Linked DNA regions of Homo sapiens: region 1 is linked to region 2. The links are chromatin loops, found by intact Hi-C in ENCODE. Cell type or tissue: dorsolateral prefrontal cortex. All regions are shown on one strand. Links, peaks and the distances in the headings refer to the core of each region. The heading gives the core; the rest is flanking DNA. Region 1 overlaps POU3F2 (POU class 3 homeobox 2). Region 2 has its middle 300 kb from the start of PNKY.

Region 1 (9,447 bases), core at 4,448-9,447, 310 kb before region 2:
CCGTTGCTGGTTAGTAAGCATAGAAGTATAGACAAACACATGTGTTCTGACTGCAAATCCTTTGCCCAGTTCCATTAATACTGCTGGGATCTGCCTGAAGTCCATGTCCTTTCTCTTCTTCTCCTTGTCGTGTTACTTTGGATAAAGGCGGAGGGAGAAAACAACATTCATGGTGCAAATGGCCCATAGTATGGGAGGACAAATGCACTGGGCTCTGAGGGAAGCAAAGTTCAGCTCCACAGGCTGAACTGATACCTTTGGTGGGAGTTTCTAGGGGAATGTTTTCCCTAGTCTGGAAAATTCTTCCATGGATGAGTTTCTGTTCAAGTGATCCACTTTTTAAAAAACTCACTTTTGAGTGGTAAAACTGAACAAACCTACTATAGAGCAAGAAGTGTCTGATGAAAACTGGGCTGGGTTAAAATAGCATTTGCTGGACTCCATTTTTGCTGATTGAAGCATTGTACCTGTTATTAACCGTGGCTTCTAACCTGGTATTCTGGTCTTAATGCCTGCCAAAAGCTGAGGCTCCTTAGAGAGACTAAAGACTTATCTGCTACAGCCTCAACATGTAGGAACTAAGGAACTGGGGAAGTGATTCTTTCTTCCTACCTTTGGGAACTTTTCTGGTATAGAACGTAGTGTCTTTTCTGGCTAAACTTTTCAAATATCTACTCAGGAATTACCTAGAACTAAATGTTTAGAAACCCTTGTAGGGGTCATATGCGTAGTCACCTTCATAAGTGTTTGCCTAGGAGGGGTTGAGGGAAAGAATGTAGAGTGAGGAAGGAGAGGAGTAAGGGGAAGGAGAATTGGATCTGAAACAAAAACAGTTGTGCTGACTGGGAGGCTGTAAAATCAAAGGTAGTTCCGAGCCGATGCCACTGTGGGGCGCCAAAGTTCTACTCGGCTAAGGCCCGCCGCTTTCTTGGGTGCGAGGACAGAAGTCCTGGAGAACAGATGCACTGAGGGAAGAGAGCGGGGAGGAAGGAGGGAAGGGAAAGGAAAGGAGGGGTGGGGCTAGGGTGTCCTTTATTCTCCAGTTAAACTCGCCTGGGAGACTTTGTTACATAACAAGTCTGTGCGTGGGGGAAAGAAGACTTTGTTAGACGGAAAGAAGGAGGGTGTGGGGAGGGGGTGAAGCTCTTAGAAAAGAAGAAAATCTCGGAATACTGAGTTGACTTGGGAGCACAAACGGTCCTCGTGGCTTCAGAGACGCTGGGGCTTATTCTCAAACTGGGGCCACCACCTTTTTAAAAGGGCTAGCGAGGAGGGGAGATAGGTTTGGAAAGGGTACCTTCCCCGACCCGCCACCCAACACATACAAACCATAGACCCCGCCCAACCTCCCGGCCCCTGGCCCCACTTGCTACCCCCTCCTATGCCTGGGGGCTGCTGCCTCCACGAAGCCGGGCTCTTTCTCCTCCGGGTAGCCGCGGCTCCATCTGCAGCCCCCGAGGACTCCTCAGCCGGGATAAAGGGCGGCCTCCCCCGCCTGCCAGCGCCCAGGATGCTCAGCCGTCAGCTGCGGGGAGGCGCTGATTTCATTCCGGCGCGGCTTTCGCTGCGGGCGGCGAGGGGCGGACAGGCCGGGGCCCGCGGGGCGGGGCGGGACGGGGGAGGGAGGCAGCGGCCGCGACCTGGGGAGGCTGAGCGCCCCGGCCCCGCCAGGATTTATTACATCCCAGCCACTGGCAAAGGTTAGGAACGCGCATTTGGAGACGGGATAATCCAAGTTTAAATATTAAAAGTAAAAGCAGAATCGGTCGAATATTTACCTAGAGACTGAGCAGATCAGATCTCCCTTTGCGAGGGGAGAGGACTGTGGAGGAGCCCGGCTCCCAGGCCCGCGGCTCTAGCGCTGCGCTTCCCCAGTGGCATCGCCTGGGACGGCCAGGACCCACTTCTGAAGCTTCCTCAGACTGTGGTTAAGGGGGGCGGACCGCGGATCCCCTCGCTCTCCCAAGTCTATCGGAGTCGGTGGGGCTTGGTCCAGATCTTCTGCTTTGTATATTCTCTTTTTTAAGGGCCTCCCGGACCAACACAAAAGGTGGCGGAAAGTACGTTGGATCAATAGCAAAGATTGTTATTTAGATAACGAATTAATCTCCCTGTTATAGTACTTTTTGTAGTGAACTTTGCACCCCTTTCATAAGAAAAAGGAATTTAGAGAGAGAAGAAAGTCTCAAACAGGATTAAGGTTTTAATTACAATTCCCTATCGAAATAGTATGTTTGATGAGCTGATCTTATCAATTAATAGTAACATTAAAGCACAAGAAACAGATTCACGGAAATATGCTTAAAGGAGCCTTTAAAAAGTAATCGCACTCGGGGAACTAGCGGGGCAGGCGGCCAGCGATGCTGCGTCCGAGCAGATTTCGGAACCCCCCTCTGCTCGGACTGGTCCAAGCGGGGCGCGCATCTGGGGCGCAGGATGGGGCGGGGGCGGCGGGCACGGCGCTGGGAGACCAGGCTACGCTGGTGGGAGGGAAATAATAAATAACAGACGCCTCTTCCAAGCCGAGGCCCACATCAAAGTTGGGGCCCCACAAGGGCCGTGCAGTTCACTGCATTTGGGTCAGCGTTATATTCCAGGGGCAAATAAAGTAATTTGAACATGCACCAACAGTTTTCCATAAAATACGAGTTAAAAGAAGTAATAGAACTAATCACTGTCTCCTCAAATCAAGTAGAAAACATTTCAATGCACTAATTAGAGTAATTAGAATAATAAGCCTCTGCCTATATGTGGTAAGACAATGTGTACAAACAACTTTATTTAATGTATACTGGTAATCAGCGATGCGTGCCTGCTTGAATGCTTAGCGCAATAAAACTACCCTCCGTCCGCCCAAACAATCAAACACAAATTAGTTTAATGATTGTGCCTGCTGAATGTCTTAGAAATCTACAGGCAGAGGCGAGTAAATAGAAGCATCCTTGTTTGCGTGCGACCCCGCCCGGGCTGGCCGCGGGGCCGGGTGAGTGGCCGCGGGCGGGTGCGGCGGGAGCAATCGGGAGGCTCCGCCGAGCCTGCAGAGGCCAGGCCCGGCGCCAGCACAGACCTGCGCCCCGCAGGAGCCCCTGCTGCTGCCCTTGGTCGCCTTCCCACTCCTCTCCGGCCAGCTTCCCGCCTCTGCGGCCCTGCGGTGCAGTTCTGGGCCCCAAACCCGCACATCCCCAGCTCGGCCTCACCTCCTCCGAGAGGCGAAAGGCCGCTTTAGAACTCTCCCACCGCCCGTTTGCGACGCTTTTCAGAGCTGAGTGATTTCCTCTCCCGGGGCGACTCCTTCCAGGGGCCTCGGAGGGCTAAGGGGGATTTCTGCGGGCCCTGAGAGCCCCCAGTTCGCGGAGATGGACTCTAGGCCTCCAGTACTGAGGCGCGGCCCCTCACTTTCCGGGCCCTCAGCTCTGGCTTGAGATGCCGGGGTGCCCAGAGGGTCTCCCGGGCTCCCTTCTCTAGGGAACTGACTTTAGGCCCAGCAGGGGAGTGGTTTCCAGGGGGTCTAAGAATTCGTTTTCCCCCGTGCTTCAGCTCTTAAAGAGTAGGTTCCTCTTCATTGGAAGCAGGGAGCTGAGGTCAGAAACACCCAGAAGTTTGATGGGTGGGAGCTGAAGGAAACCTGCCTCAGAACTTTGCTCCCCAGCTCTCAGCTGTCCCCCTTCATTCTCACAAATACCGCCCGCCCCCCTCAAAAAAGCAGGAAAAGCCCAGATTACTGTACTTCCCTGGGCAGCTGTCCCCCTTTCCTCTCCAGTCTTCCTGCACTTGTCTCATCTCCCTCTTTCTCTTGGGGCACCATCTTCCACAGTTGCCTCTGCCATGCAGGTGCAATGTCCTGGGCCCGACTCTGCAGAGTCAAGTGGAAAAGCCGGGCAGGCAAAAAGCTAGGAGACTCTCCTCCGGGCCTCGAACCCTTGTCACTCCTAGGCCCACTGCACCTCTGCCCCAGCCACGCGTGCCCCCAGAGAGGGCTTGCCAACTCCTGCGTCTAGAGCCCACTTTCCCGGGGCGACGGCTATACCCAAGACATCTGGACTCCTAATCGCCACCGCTAGCCTCTGCTGGGGGCAAACCCACCAACCGTGCCCGTTACCCCTAGCCCGCTTCCTTGGGAAGCGATAGAGTGGAACAGCTCGACGTCCGAGCTGTTGACCCTTCCCCTGGGGGTCCGGGCGTCGAAGCCTGGGGAGCCGCAGAGAATCCCTGATTTCCAGGCAGGAACTCAGGGGCTGTTGGCAGCGTCCCGAGCGAAGGCCGGGGCTGGGAGTGCAGGGAGTGCCCCGCTCCTTTCCCTGTCTCTCTCCTCCCCGCGCGGCCGAGCTAGGCTGTCTGGGCCTTCGCGACAGCGGCCAGGGTCCCCGAGGTGGGGGGTGCGCGGCAAGGCCAAGGTACCTCTTTTGCGACTGGGCAAGGAGCAGATGTTGGCCGGCAGCACACTCGCCCGCCTTGTCCAGGTGCTGCACCAATTTTGAAGCAATATTTGTTAGGGGAACAACATCAACAAAAAGTTATTAATGCCAAATAATTGTCTCCAGAATCATGTGCTGTAGAACATAACAGTTCCCCTGACGAAATGAGATTTCTTAACAGGAGGAGGAAAAGAACTCCTAACACTTTCCACATAGATTTGCCTGAACCTTGAAGCCCAGTGATTTACAATGGCTAATTTGTGTTACAAACCCACAAGAAACTTTCTTTTTCCCATCCTCCTGCCAAAGTCTCTGTGGCCATATTTTTTGTTGTGTGGCCTTTTTTTCCTTCTTTCCTTTTTAAACAACAAACCCAAAGGAAACACTGGTGGGAGGAAAAATACATTACCCAAATAAAAAAGGACGCAAATTCAAATTTAGTCCACAGTGAGATTTCCTATTGCCGTCGCTCGACACACAGAGAGTTAATCTTATACAATTCATAACAATCAAAATCCCCTCCATATCCCTCAGATGGGGTCCTAGTGCTCCCCTGTCTTCCTAAAATTGGTGACAACTACGTCTTTGTGGGGGATTTATTTCCTTCTTTTTTTCTAGGTGACAGCTCCCCATTCTGAGAGCAGAGAGCTGTTTGCCGCCAACTAGAGACCACTCCAGAGCCTAGGCTCTTCACGCACAAACCGCATATGGAAGTCCCCCCCTCCCCAAATCCCAGACAAAGAGCTATAAAAACTCAGAAAGACATGGAAGGAATAAACTTTAGGCTATAGATGCACTTTTACTGGTGTATTAAATAACATTTCAGACCTTTTTTTTTTAAAAAAAAGAAAGGCAACTTAATCTTACCAACAATCAGAATTCTAGGAACAATAAAAGAGGCCAGGATTGTTTTGATGGGATATTAAATTATTTCTAAAACCTCTAACAGCTAAGTCAAGCAGAGGTGTCTTTAAGATAAAGGAAGGTACTATATGATTAAGTTTATTAACTTTTCTTCTTTTAAAGGAGGGAACAAATTTCCCAGTTTCCCACCAAACACCAGAAAAATGTTAAAATATTCATTGTTTCCTTATCTCCTTATCAGCCAAGCAAGGCCTTAGGAAAATGAAAAAAGCCATTTTCTGGTACCCTCATGCCTGCCTGATAAGGAGGCATTAAAATAACACAGGACCAGTTCTGAAAACCTGGGTCAGTTAATTCCATGATTTGTTAGCTGGGTGGCAGGCCCCTGCCACTTTTGCCTTGTTTCCCATCCTGAATCAAATGGTGGGAATAGGTAGCAGAAGCCCTGATTCTTTCCTATGGCCATCTGCCCCTTGTTAAAAGAATATGCATCATTGAAAAGTAAACTTTCCTAAACAGGGAAAATGTTTATAAAAAACTTAGTTGTACATTCCATTTAGTTATAATATCAAGATTCATAGTACTCCAAGATGCATCTTTTTCTTTCATTTTAAATAAACACTGTCCTTTGCCCTACTCACTGAAATATACAAGCAGACCCAAAGAATCACTTTTACCTTTGACCCTCACTTCACCAGCCTTCTTTCTTTTTCTGTACAAGTTCCATTCTTTGCCTGATTTTTAAACTTGTGTTGAAATTCAATAGAATGTAGAACAGAGTTCTATAAACTGTTTGAAAATTCAACCAAGACAAATCACAGAGACTAGTGATAGAAAGATAATTTAACCTGGCTCCCCAGCACTACTCAAACTGCCTCCAAAGTAAGGCAAGTGAAAAGCAAATGAATGCAGCATATAGACATACGTGCAGGTACCAATGCACCCAAATGCCACCCCCTCCCCCATTGCTGCTGTTGCATCTCTTTATTAGTTGCTTTTGAAAAAAGAAGGTAGATGAGTGTCTTTACCAAAGCCATTTCACCAGAAATTTTGCCAACCAGTGTGTGGCCTCCACTGGTAGGAGCAGGAAGGGAAGAGGAAGAGAACAGTGCTTTTGTTGCTACCATCTGAAATATAAAGGCGGCTACTTCGTGGGAACCGAGAATGTTTAGGACGGCCAAACGTAATATTATTTGTGGCTATTCCCTCCATCTGACCTTCACATAACTCTTTTTCACATGGTCATTTCTCCCCCATATTATTACATAAATTTTACAAGTAACATATTTTGAAGAAACACAGGAGGTCTTTGGGATAGCTGTATTCTGCATTGTCTTAGGAGAAAGAAAGGGTTTGTTGTGACGGCTAGCCAACATCTTAGGGGCAACTGCCCCAGAAATTTCTCCCAGTGGCAGTGATGGGGTTTTCCACCTTAGTGTGTAATACATTCCCCAAACCAGTGTGGCAACTATTCGAGTAGCCTTAGGATCTGAACAGAAAGCATGGGTCAAAACCATGGTGTGCACGTTTAACATGTGATGGTTTCCACTCAGCAGCCCCTGTGGCTAAGAACAAAAATGCCTTCTCAAGGTCCACTAAAATGCCCTGCAGAGGGCAGATGCTGCTTGTTTTCTGCCTGCAGTGGAGGAGAATATTGACCCAGAACTCAAATCTATACCCAGCTTAAACATTTTACCCATCAGCATATCTGCGGTCACAAAACACTTCTTCTTTCTGTCGCTTCTCATTCAGACTATTGATAAGATCATTTGGTGGAATCTGTTTGAGACCCATGTAATATTGACTAGGAGTTAGAAAAGATGATCAGATGTAATAAGCCCAGAAACTACTTTTCAAAATGGACATTTATACTTAAACCAATGTTCCAAGGAGGGCTTTAAATACATCAGCAAACTTGTAAACTGATCCAACACTGCTTGAAATTCTCACTAACCTTAAAACGGATTTTGGTACTGTTTCATCTAAGATTGTCTGAAACAATCTGTTATTAGCATCACGGCTTGAATCTCTCCCATATGTTCTTTTTTTTTCTTTACTTGCTTTAAAGCCCATTTGTATGCCTAATGAAAAATAGACACAATTGTATAAACCATTGTAAAATTCATCTTTTTATGCAAACCAAACAGGAATAATGTATAGGATCTACTTCTAATCATTTAGTAAACTCACAATAGTATACTATCAGGGTTATTCTTTGTTAAGAGATATTTGTAAATTATTAAAAATAATAATCTACTAAATCCTGCTTTTCTGTAGATCCCAAATTATTTGAGGACCTATGGGTAGAGATCAAAGTCCACCTAGTTCCACTGATGTTCTCCAAAACAGCACAATCGAATAAGGTATAGTTAACCTGGAAAGAAGATGCAGGCATATCTGCATATGTTTAAAGGGGACAAACATCTCTTTGTAGGACCATGAAATGGCAAGCAAATTGAAGCTCAAACCCAATGACCATTTCAATTTAATGCTACAGGCATAGTGACTGAAAGATTTGGGACTGATAGTTTTTGCAAAGTAAAGTGAATTAGACCAGTAGTCTCCATTAAAAAAAAAAAAAGCCTCTGAAAGTTATGAACATCAAATCTGGCAGTATATGCATAAAATTTATTCCAAAACTTTATGAAGTATAAAGGAAGGGAAGTGTTTTACACACAACTCAACTCAGTCAATTTAAGGTCTAGGGTTTTCCCCCCTTAAAACTTGGCACTATCTTTAAAAATAAAATAAAGATATTTCAATAATTAGAACAAACTATGAAGGTATTGTGCATTTCTGTTTTATGTAGATAATAAAATATTACTTTAACATAAATATATAAGGATCTCTGCGTTTTTATTTTCCCCACAAGCACAACCAAATGTACCAAAACAAAGTATTTTTTAAGAGACTGAACAAAAAAATTACATCCCATATAGATTTTGCTCACCTATTCATTTAAAGCTACAGAAAAACAGTTTCCAGAACCTTTTTGTTTCAAAAGAAATAAATATACATTGAGGCAGGCCACTTAAAAATGATATGAAAATATTTCCCTGGGTAGCATTAAAAAAAAAGAAAAATAGACAAAGAAACATTTAAACTATTTCTGCATTTCAAAAGACAGATATTAAACATATATACATAGTGGTAAGGTTCAGTGGTAACTTTCATCTTAGTAAACCTATAAGAGTCAGAGAAGCTGTAGACACATTCTCTGAACTCCAGCTTCTGACCTTACCTACTTGGTAATAAGTATCTGGAAATTCATTTCCTCCCTTTACCAGTGGCTATTTGCCCTGCTCTGGATAGCTTCACTAAAGGCCAGTTCCCATACCTCAGGAACGAGCAGCGTGATGCACCCGAAGCAGCTCCGTGCCCATCTCCTTGTGACATTCATTGGGGGAAATGAAATACAGGCAAATAAATATGCCCATTATAAGTCACCATTTATCTTGCAAAAACATGGAAAATGAAACAATCACAGGTGTTTGAAAAGACAATATAAAGCATATTTCCTAAAACCTTAAAGACTACTGAGTGCAATGCTAATCTGATGCTGAACCATAATTTTATGGTAGTGAGACTTTCATTTTTTAAAATAAAAATTTATCTAATACCTAACTGGAAAAAAACCCCCAAACTTTTAAGATTAATAAAAAGTGTTTTCCCTTTTAGCGCCCTTTTGTGCTGATTTTTCTTTTAAATTTTAACTGATCACAGTTTAATGGTATTTATTTTCAATACAGTTACAAGTTTTTTCACCTACACTTTCCAGTAGAGTCTTTTGTGTTTGGAGTTAACCGTTTTCCATTAAGATAAGGTCAAAAATTCACTTAAAACTATTAACAAAGGGGAGAAAGGAAGGATTGAAAATGGCATTTTTTTTTTTCACTTCATTTGCCTTCCTTAGTGAAAGAGGGGGCAGAAAGCTGTCCAAGTCAAAGTGGTGTATTCTGCAATAAATTACAGGAAAAGAGGGTGTGGGACCCTAAATATGACTTGATAAACAAATGAGCTAGTGAAGACAAAACCTGTCTACTGCGTGGAGATCGTCAGTGTATGCTGTGGGTATCTGTGTGCTAAAAAACACAGTCTTATGCATACACTATTAAGTTCCTGGGTCTTTTTTTATGTAAAAAAAAAGCTATTAGAGAAACAAAGTTTA
Region 2 (9,993 bases), core at 3,186-8,185:
TTTATATTTTTAATCAAAACAATGTATGTGCATGGTTCAAAATCAAATGATTATAGAAGAATTTGTGACAAAATAACAACCCCTTGCCCCATCCCAGGCATGCTCACTATTTCTTCCTTCCTTCCTTCCTTCCTTCCTTCCTTTTTTCTCTGTGTCTTTCTCTCTCTTTCTTTGTTTCTTGGCCTTTTGGTAAGATTTATAGCTCTAAAGAATGTATTTGTGCTATTATTTCTCAATTTATCAACTGTAGGTGTTGTCGACCTCCTCGTATGAGGATTTATATTGCTCACACCATCCCTTCTCCAGCTTCCCCCAACCTAGTTATGATACTAGCTTTAATGCCTTCACTGGTTGACTCTAGAACCTCAATAACTCTGTTTAGACCTCTACTTTTTGTCTGATCAAACATGAGCAGTATTTCTTGACCCCTCATCAGGAGAGATAAGGACATTAACGCTCACAGCTTTTCCATCACCTCTTCCCTGTTCTGCCTCCTGGTCTCTGATAGCAATGCCATTATTTTGATATCGTGAAAGTGAACAGTGTTGCCCTTCTCTTTTCTTGTAACAGAGATTTTCCATAATTTGTCAGTTAATTATAAAACAAAACAAATTAACATCATTTACAGTATTGTGATTTCACAGATATTATATACTTGCAGAATAAAATTCTGCCTGTTCTTTTGCACCATTTGCCATGTCTTTCTTTCTGTCTCATTCCTACATTTCTGTCCTAATTTGCTGTACCTCTTGCCTATCCTAGTGCAGTCATCTCTGATTGGTCATGATCTCGAGTCTTTCCCTGTTCAAACTGATCCCACAGTGATGTAAGATGAATTTTCCTAAAGCACAGCTTCATTTATAGAATGGCTACTTTCAAAATCCTTCAATGGTTCAGCTGAAACATCTTGTTAAAATTGGTAGCTTGGCTTTCAATATCTTTTATAAACTGTGTCCCTCTGTGTAGGCTCTCATTTCTGCCTCTATCCATTTTATGCTCTCCAGTCTTCCCTGTAAAGCTCTGTTCCAGTCTATTCTTATACTTTTCCTTACAGTGCACCCTAACCCTGGATGTCTGCTTCCAGCCTACACCTGGTAAAAGTCTTCTGAAAGGCTCAGATCAAATGTCTTCTTCATACCTAAGGCCATCTGACATGGCAATTTTCTTGTTGTATAAGCATTGTCTTATACCGTCTTTACTTTCACCTGCTTTGGTGCCCTACTTGGATTGTGTCTTTGTAGATTTTTTTGTATATTTCTTACACATATTCAGCATAATAAACACAAATCATACTCACTTAACTTAAAAGTTATTGAATTGGGCTGGACGTAGTCTGGAGCAGTCGCTCACACCTGTAATCCCAGCACTTTGGGAGGCCGAGGCGGGTGGATCACGAGGTCTGGAGATTGAGACCATCCTGGCCAACATGGTGAAACTCTGTCTCTACTAAAACTACAAAAATTAGCTGGGTGAGCTACTTGGGAGGCTGAGGCACAAGAATCACTTCAACCCAGGAGGTGGAGGTTGCAGTGAGCCGAGATTGTGCCACTACACTCCAGCCTGGCGACAGAGTGAGACTTGGTCAAAAAAAAAAAAAAAAAAAAAAAAAAAAAGTTGTTGAATTGAATATACTTTGAAAATTTTCTGCAATTAATAAGAACATTGCATTGCCAAGGTTTTTGTATTCCTTTGTGTTTTTGATAGATAGGAAGAAGAATTAGAAAATACATTTTGTGGTTTGTAAATAACTTTGACTCCCACTGAAAAGAGACATCTACATATGTAAAAGATAATAAGGCTAATGGAAAATTTTATCCTTCAAATGTGATTGAGTATATCTGTTTTTTGCTGTTGATTCTAGAAGGATATAGCAATTCAGAATACATGTACTACAATTTCTATGTCTTTGTATATAGATGGCTAGTAACTAGCTGCAAAAGCCAGCCAGCATTTGGGTATTTCCTTTTCCTTTCAATGTCTTGGTGTTTCAGATAAAGCCTGTCTGGGATTTCATTTTGTTCATGGATGTAAGCATGATGATTCTTTCTCCTCTCAGTAATATGCTCTACTGGTGACAGTTCATCTATGAATGGAGATCACTAATACGAACCAGTTGAATCTCCATGGTCCCTGTTCTTTATGTAAGAAAATGGGATCCTGAACCATTTCTGCCATGAGCTCTTTCCTCTCTTTCTTTTGTATAAATGTAGGCAACTTTGCAAACACGTATGCATACTTGGAAACTTATTTTTAGACACTATTCTTCTAGAGAATTGTATTCTTTTCCAAATACATGTACATCTATCTTTTATTTCACTTACTAAGAACCTACGAACATAAACTAAGTGGGGGCATTTTTTATATCTATTGTACAAAACAAACTGGTCAAGACAATAACGGTTTCATGGCTAAATGGTAAGAATTGAACCCGGATGTCCTGGCACCTAGTATTGCTTACCCCATGACATTGTGGAACTTCTCATTTTGTAGCTTCTTGGATTCACATCTAGCTACCACGTTTAATTTAATAATGAAAAAATAATAATCCCTACCGTGCCAAAGAGGAAGTTATTCAGTTTAATATCCATATGTATCATCTATTTGTCATTAGGAAACATGTTTCAATTTTTCTTCTATTCCACTTCTATATGCATAGTATTCTCCTCTATAGCTCACATTCTTTTATGAAATATATAAAAGCAAGATACTGAGCTGTGGAGACTATTGTGGTGCCCATAGCAGCATATTCCCTTTTTATACATAATTAACTTTGATTTCCACAGATTTCTGGTTGGACCATTTACTACCAAATATCCTTGATCAAGTTACTTTGAATTCATTTTCCTCCTCTTTAAAATAGGGATAATAATATAACCTATATTATGTGTTGTTGTGAAGATTAAATGAGTTAACATAAAGCACTTTAGAACAATATTTGGTATAGACATGTGTTGCATATGAGTTTTCCGTTTGTATAAGGGTTCTGCAGAGAAACAGAACCTAAATACATAGATATAGAGAGACAGATACAAAGAAAGATTTCTCAGGAGAAATGGACTCATGAAATTATGAAGGCTGAGAAGTCCCACAATCTGTTCTCTGTAAGCTGGAGGAAAGCTTGTGGTATAGGAAAGCCTGTGGTATAGTTCCAGTCCAGACTGCAAGAACTAAGAATCAGGAGGGCTGATTTAGAGGGTAGAAGATGGATATCCCAGTTCAAGCAAAGAGCAAATTCGCCCCTTTTCCTGCTTTTGTCCTATTGGTGCCCTCAATAGACTGGATGATGCCTACCCACATTCGTGAGAGTGATCTTCCTCTCACTTCTTACTGATCCAAATGCTAATGTCAGGTTCTAACTGAGGCCCAAGGGGAGTTGGTGGGCGAGTGGCAGGTAGCTGGAAAAACACTTGAGGAATCGTAGAAAGTTTCGACATTGATTTACTCTCTCTCTGGCCAGGAGTGAGTCTGGGTGTGAGCCATACGTACAGCATTAGCAGGGTAATTATACCTTTTACAGACAATAGTGGTTCCGAGCCAAGCACGAGCTCATGTGGGTAATCACCTAATGCACTTCATGAGGTGTGGTTACATAATGAATGGAGTTGTGTACCTGCGCTCCAAACTTTCTGAGTCATGCTGGACCAGATGTCTGCCTTGGCCTATTATTGACCACAGCACATCCATTTTCTTTATACTCCACCCACTAGGCTGAGGGAGACATAGGCTTTGGACACACAGGTTTGACAAATAGGCCTCATACATAGGCTCTGGGCACACAGGCCCCAAACATGCAGGTCCGACACATAGGCCTTGTATGCAGGCTCAGGGCGCACAGGCCCTGGACAGACAGGTCTGATACATAGGAATGTATTCCACCTCCTAGGCTGAGGGAGTTTTTCTAGTGGGGAGACCCACCCACAGGGTGGAACCCTGGACCCAGAGGACACAGCAGTAATACAGGGGGCAACAACTCTAGGTTATGGCAGGCAACCACCCTATGGTGACATTACCCCAATGTTGCTTTATACGTTAAGCCAGGTTTTTATTTCCCTACCTTTAGGGGCGTTGGGGCAGCCAACAACAGGTTACCGTTTGTCCCCATATCTGGCCGGAGGAGGTCATCCTTCCTCCCATAGGTTTTGCCACGTGGCTTGACTCTACATGGGCCAGTGACCGACTAGCCACTTCTGTAACTTCTAGGTAGTTAACCACAAGGTTAAGTCTTGATAAACTGCCCAGCTATGGGTGTAGATTACCACAGGTGTCACCTCCTTGGTGATCACCATTCACACTGCCCTGAGTTCAGCCCATTGGCTACTTTGTTCATAGCTGGTATCAAACCATATGGTGTCAGTACTAGCTGGACCATGACAGCAGTCCAGGCAGTAGCAGCACCCTGGCTAGACCCATCCTTATACCATTCCTCATCAGAAATGGGGGGTGCCTTTCCTTAAAAGGTGAAGGCTTCAGGTCTAAGGGTGCCTCAGGCCCCATGGCCTTATCTTGCATTAGGACTACAGGTCCCAAGACCTCTTGCAACTCTGCTGCTAAGGGGCTTGTATTCATCATACTTTGCTGTTGTAAGTAAGCACCCACTTTGCTAAAGTGGGTGTCTGTGCTGTCCCAGTCCGGGGGTTTGTCACTCATGAATGCACCCACCCCACTATTGGGTAAGTTGCCCTCATGATGACTGTTGCCCATCCTGTCACACTCTCATGAGCCTGAAGGGTGGCACATGCAGCTTCTAGCTGCTTTTCCATCAAGGAATACTGGAGCTCAGCTCCTTCTACAGTTGGGACCAAAAGCCTACTGGCATTCTCAGGCACTCCACGTGTTGCCACAGGCCCCAACCGAAACCATCTGTGGTCACATGCACATCCAGCTCAAACGGGCACCCCTTGTCAACCAGCTGTAGGGCTTGTGCCGGCTGAATAGCCTGCTTGGCTGCCAGGAAGGCGGTCTCAGCCACATCATTCCAATCTCAGGCAAGAGGAGTGTTGCTGCTTCTAAATCTGCAAGAGAATCAGAGGCTAACATAATATTATCAACAAGACCATGACATATGGTGGGGCTATGCATACAGCCCTGTGGCAACACTGTGAAAGTCCATTGTTGCCCTACCCTGAAGGCAAACTGTTCCTGGCTCTCTAGAAAAACAAATGCAATAGCTAAGCCCACCACAGTAGTACTGTCCCAACTCCGTCATCAAGCGATTCATCAAATCTGTGATAGAACAGCTGCCAAGCCATGTAAAACATCCACCCCGAGAATGTATTCCGGTATGGGAGAGACATAAACAGTATATAAACGGAGAGCCAAACAGCCGATGCCAAGATGCAGAGATACAGATTTCACTTTCACTGACTGGCCTCCATAACCGTCAATGTGAGCAGGTTTGCCCAGAAATTTATCCGGGTTCCCATAAACAAGGCTGCAATCTGCGCCAGTATCCGCCAGTGCCAGCACCCACTATACATTGGTGGGGGACCAGTGGATCACTAATTCCACATGTGAACTCCAGTTGTCCGTTGTTCCCCCAAGCTGGGCACCTCTTCTAGTTCCTTAATCAAACAGAAAAGGCTTTACCCCTCCACCTGGCTGCAGCATGTAGTCTTTGAACTGGAGTGCTTGGGTGGGACTGGGTCACAGAGCAATGTCCTTCTCCCTCCTTGGGCATTTTCTGGAATTGCTGCTCTGGAGACAACTGTCTCCACAAAGTTAAGAGTGCTTCATTGGGCTGATTATCGATTTTCTCTCTGTCACCCCTGGCCAAAATAAAATCTATCCACATCTGTGAGTGTGTAACTCGTTGGAGCTCCCTTTGCTCTCGTTGTGTGTGTGGGGGGGTCCTCTGCGGGTGGGGCATCTTCCCTTTCTTTATGGAGCAGACCCCTAGGTACTGCCGATGACCTCCAGGCCTGCATTTCCAGCAGCCTCTAATTCCTTTTCCAAGCTCTGTAGCTAGGCCTCCAGGTGCCCCACCTGTGCCTGGAGGTTCCCATTCATGGCAGCTTCTAACTCTTTTTCTGAGCTGTGTGGCTGGGCCTCCAGATGCCCCACCTGTGCCTGGAGGGCCCCCACCTGCGCTGCATCCCTCAGGGACTGGGTGTGCACTTCTTGCAGCACAGTCAAAAATGCCCGTCTACCCGCTGGCAAAACCTCACTCCCTATGGGTGCTCTCTGCTTCCAGTTGCTTCAGCACCTTCTCCAGACAATAGTGGCTTTTACAGACAATAGCGGCTCTGAGCCAAACACGAGCTCATGTGGGCGTGGCTACATAATGAGCAGAGTTGTGCGCCTGCACTCCAAAGTCATTGAGTCTCGCCGGACCAGATGTCTGCCTTGGCCTATTCTTGACTGCAGCATATCCATTTTCCTTACACTAATTTCTCCCAGAAATACCCTCACAGACACATCCAGAGATAGTGCTTTACCAGCTCTCTGGACATCCAGTCAAGTGGACACATAATATTCATCAACATATTATGATTATGATTATTATAAGTTCAGGAGAGAGTAAGAGTGGACAACTGTCATAATAAAGATAGCATCATAGCAAAAATAGCTGTGTTTTCCTATTAATTCATTTATCTGACCAAGATGACTGTCATTTTAGTTTTCTTGCTTGCATTGGTTGTAACCTCCTTAATGTCATGTGATCGCTATGGTCTGTTGTCAAGGATGGAACACATGTAGCTCTAAGGCCATAAGCCTCAAGCTACTAGGTCCCCGTCTCTACACTCTTTCTGTCCCTGGTCACTCATTTGCCTTCTGATCATCTCCATTTTTTTGTTTCTGCTCCTCAGGCTTCCCCACTTCCCTATTCTCTGACCATGAGCTGAGTTTTCTGAAATTGATCAGGCACTGGGCATGTGCCCCTGTAGTCACGGCAGTGGGTGGGCGACGAGGCAGGGAATGTGGGGAGCAAGGAGATGTTATTCCTCACATGGGTTTTTACATATTAATGATCTCCCTTCTTGGGAAAGAAGTGCTAACCTGTTAAAATTTCCATTTTAAGATTCATAATGAAGAAAAATTATCTAACCCAGAGAGTGTTTAGAATAATACCAGACCAAAGCTATGGTTAGAACTTAGAAGAATTCAAAAAACTTCTAAGCTGTCTAAGACTTAGTTAGCTTTTTTTACTTTAATGGAGGAAAAAACGGGGAAAAAAGCCTACTGTAATAAAAAAAAAAAAAAAAAGAAGAAGACATTCAGTTTCATTTTTGCCCCTTGAGGTCACTTTCACTTTTAAGTTATGAAAAGAAGAATTTTTCTTTTTAAACTAATTCCTTCTCAGTCTGCATCTAAGAATTAGGTCATAAAATTTATCTTTCTAAAGTGCCATTCTATGGAGATGAGGGTGAAGTGTCCTCTTAGTCATTTACACATGTAACTGGGGAGTTAAACAGCCTGTCTGCAGTAATAACAGGTGACTGGATCTATCTGCCTCTTGTCAATTCTGGGGCAAACTTCAAGAGAAGGCCAAGCTGGTCATGTTTGCATGTTTGTGCCTAGGAATAGAGGAGCTTGGTTCCCCTTTACAGAGAATTAAAGAAAGGAGTTAAAATAACCCCTTCCTCACTTGATTTTCAAGCTTCTCTGTCCTCTGGAAAGAGTGACCCAGACTCTGTGTTCCATATTCAGGCTCATCGGTGGGGCATTTATGCTCATCCTCAAAGACAACTGAGATTGTGCAGCCCCAGCATTTGCCATCACATCACCATAACCCTAAAGGCGAACTTCCATATCTTTGACTGGTGCAGAGCAGATTCCTTGAAGATTCGCCTGATGGTGAGAGTCATGTTAGGATTTTTTCTGAAGGCTTTTCAGTTTTTCAAGCAGTTCTAGTAGGTATAGAGTTCTAAGAAGACCTCTGAGAGTCCTGGCCCTGGGTATGTACACACCTCCTCCCACTTATCCAATCAAACACTACTCCTGAAACTTCTGTGAAGAGATTTTGCAGATGTAATTAAGGCCTGAAATTACTTGCCCTTAAGAAAGGGAGATTATCCTGGTTGAATCCAATCTAATCAGGTGAGTCCCTAAAAGGGACAGGGCTTTTCCTGAAGAAAGAGATTTGAAGTGTGAGAAGGATTTGATGCAAGGGAGATTCTTTGTTGCTAGCTTCGAAGATGAGGGGGTCACATTATAAGAAATGGGAGTATTGTCTAGGAGCTGAGTCTAGCATCTGGAGGAAAGCCAGCAAAGGAACAGGGACCTTAGTCCTACAACCGCAAGGAATTGAACTCTACCACCACTTCATGACCATGGAAAAGGACTGTAAGCTCCAGATGAGAATGGATACCACCTGAATATTAGCCTTGTGAGACTCTGAGCAGAAAACCCAGTCACACCATGTCCACACTTCAACAGATGGAAATTGTGAATCAATAAATGGGTGTTAGAAGCTGCTAAATTTGTGGTCCTTTGTTATGCAGTAATAAAAATCTAATACTGTGGTGGCAGAATAGCAAGAACTGTCATAAAGTCACCTTTCAGTACAAGCTGAAAAGTATGCATCCTTGTTTGTTCTCTTAGAAAGAAATGATCAAGCTCCCTCTCTCCTACTGAAATAACCCCACTAAATAAGTGACTAGCCCAGAACTAATAGATAGTAAAGGAAAAATATTTATTTTCTCTTATTCTCTCTAGCCTTATATGACATGCATAGAAGAGCAGCACACACTGTAAACTCAAAAGTTCTATAAAGTGTACATGGCAATATTTTTAGGTATTTCAGAGAACTTTCTATACATTTGTATAAGTTCTCACAGCTACATCTGAAAGCTCCTCTATGTGCTCGTGGTTAAGTCCCCACATGACAAAGCTGTGTAGGAAAGAGAAATGTTGCCCTGTGCTTGTGTTTCCCTTATTTTCTGGGGAAGCAGCTTAGTTTTTGCTTTTTTGACAAGTTCCCAGATGTTTTTCACAGTCCACTGTTTAAATTTTCCTGTTTTTCTGTACATAATCTTTGTCAATAGAGTGTATTTTTTATAGGTAACTGAATCACTGCTGCTAAAGTTGTCGTATTAATGAAGAAGTCAGAGCTGTCCCTGTAGTGCTGTAAGAAAGAGCTTAGAGTGTCTGGTGAGAGCCCGGCCACTTTGCTGGAGCAATCATTGAACACAGTTTATTGGATCAAGGCCCATTATCCAGGTCGAGTCCTGATGCTTGTCAGGCTCCCCTGTTTACTCTTTGTGAATACAGGGAAGTCTTGATGCCAGATTTGGAGTGTGGCTGTCCCTTTTACTGATTCCGGTAATGTATACTTGACTCTTGTTCAAGCGAGGGCAGGAGGATATTCTCCATATTACTAAAGACATATATGGTGCTTATGTAATTAATTTCTTTTGGACTGAGGACCTTAAAGATGATTAAAATCTTGTATATGATGCTAAACTACTTTGTCTGACTTTGCTACATGAATAATTATTTATTATTATGGGCAGGTACTGATCATTTAAAACCGTTAATTCTGTTTGCTCTGATTGAGCAGGTTTCTTATGTTTAAGTGACCACATAGACTATCGCATTCTGAGGTGCGTTATTTTAAGAAAAGAAGAGTCTGGTAGGTTTATCTAAGATTACATCAAACTGGAGAAAGCCAAAGTAAGACCCCTCCTCTCACTGCTGAGCCAAATAAGCACTGGGGCTGAGCAATTAGTGCAACACAAAGGCAACCATTACCGTATCAGAGCAAACCCCCATTGTCTTCTTGCACCCTGCAGGCTTGACAAGTTTTCTCCTGGGCTGCAGCAACTGTGATTTGGAAAGTAAACAATTTCTATGTCACATGACTGGATTCTTCCTTTAGGCATCCAGATGCCTGCCCTGATCTCGGGACTCCAACCTCAGCCACCAGGCTGGTAAAACTCACTGAGACTGGTCCGTGTATTGGGGATTAAAATGAAAGGGGGTGGGAATAGGCATCTTGGTATTTTATCAAAGCATTGTGTTTCGAGGCCTAAAGGACATGAGTGAGAGTGAAGG

The links. Peaks named below come from ENCODE experiments on the same cell type or tissue, not always from the same donor. Only the 100,000 strongest peaks of a DNase experiment are listed, where the experiment ranks them.
Region 1: a loop joins it to region 2, with 3 times the contacts of the local background. A loop is called at or near these places in 1 of 110 quality-filtered maps.

Annotation. Positions count from the first base shown.
Region 1 is chr6:98,837,407-98,846,853 of GRCh38, reverse strand. POU3F2 (POU class 3 homeobox 2) reads right to left here. Exons shown (of 1, transcript NM_005604.4): 1 at 7,396-9,447. Among named protein-coding and RNA genes, the nearest start is that of POU3F2, 7.6 kb to the right of the region's middle. In dorsolateral prefrontal cortex, for the core only: CTCF peaks have their summits at 6,671, 6,873 (motif pointing right) and 9,285; DNase peaks (open chromatin) are centred at 6,233 and 6,873; H3K4me3 peaks cover 5,000 bases; H3K27ac peaks cover 5,000 bases; H3K27me3 peaks cover 322 bases.
Region 2 is chr6:98,525,828-98,535,820 of GRCh38, reverse strand. No RefSeq gene overlaps it. Among named protein-coding and RNA genes, the nearest start is that of PNKY, 300 kb to the left of the region's middle. RefSeq lists enhancers at 9,018-9,596, 9,597-9,993. In dorsolateral prefrontal cortex, for the core only: no CTCF peak of the experiment used is centred there; DNase peaks (open chromatin) are centred at 4,880 and 6,260; H3K4me3 peaks cover 607 bases.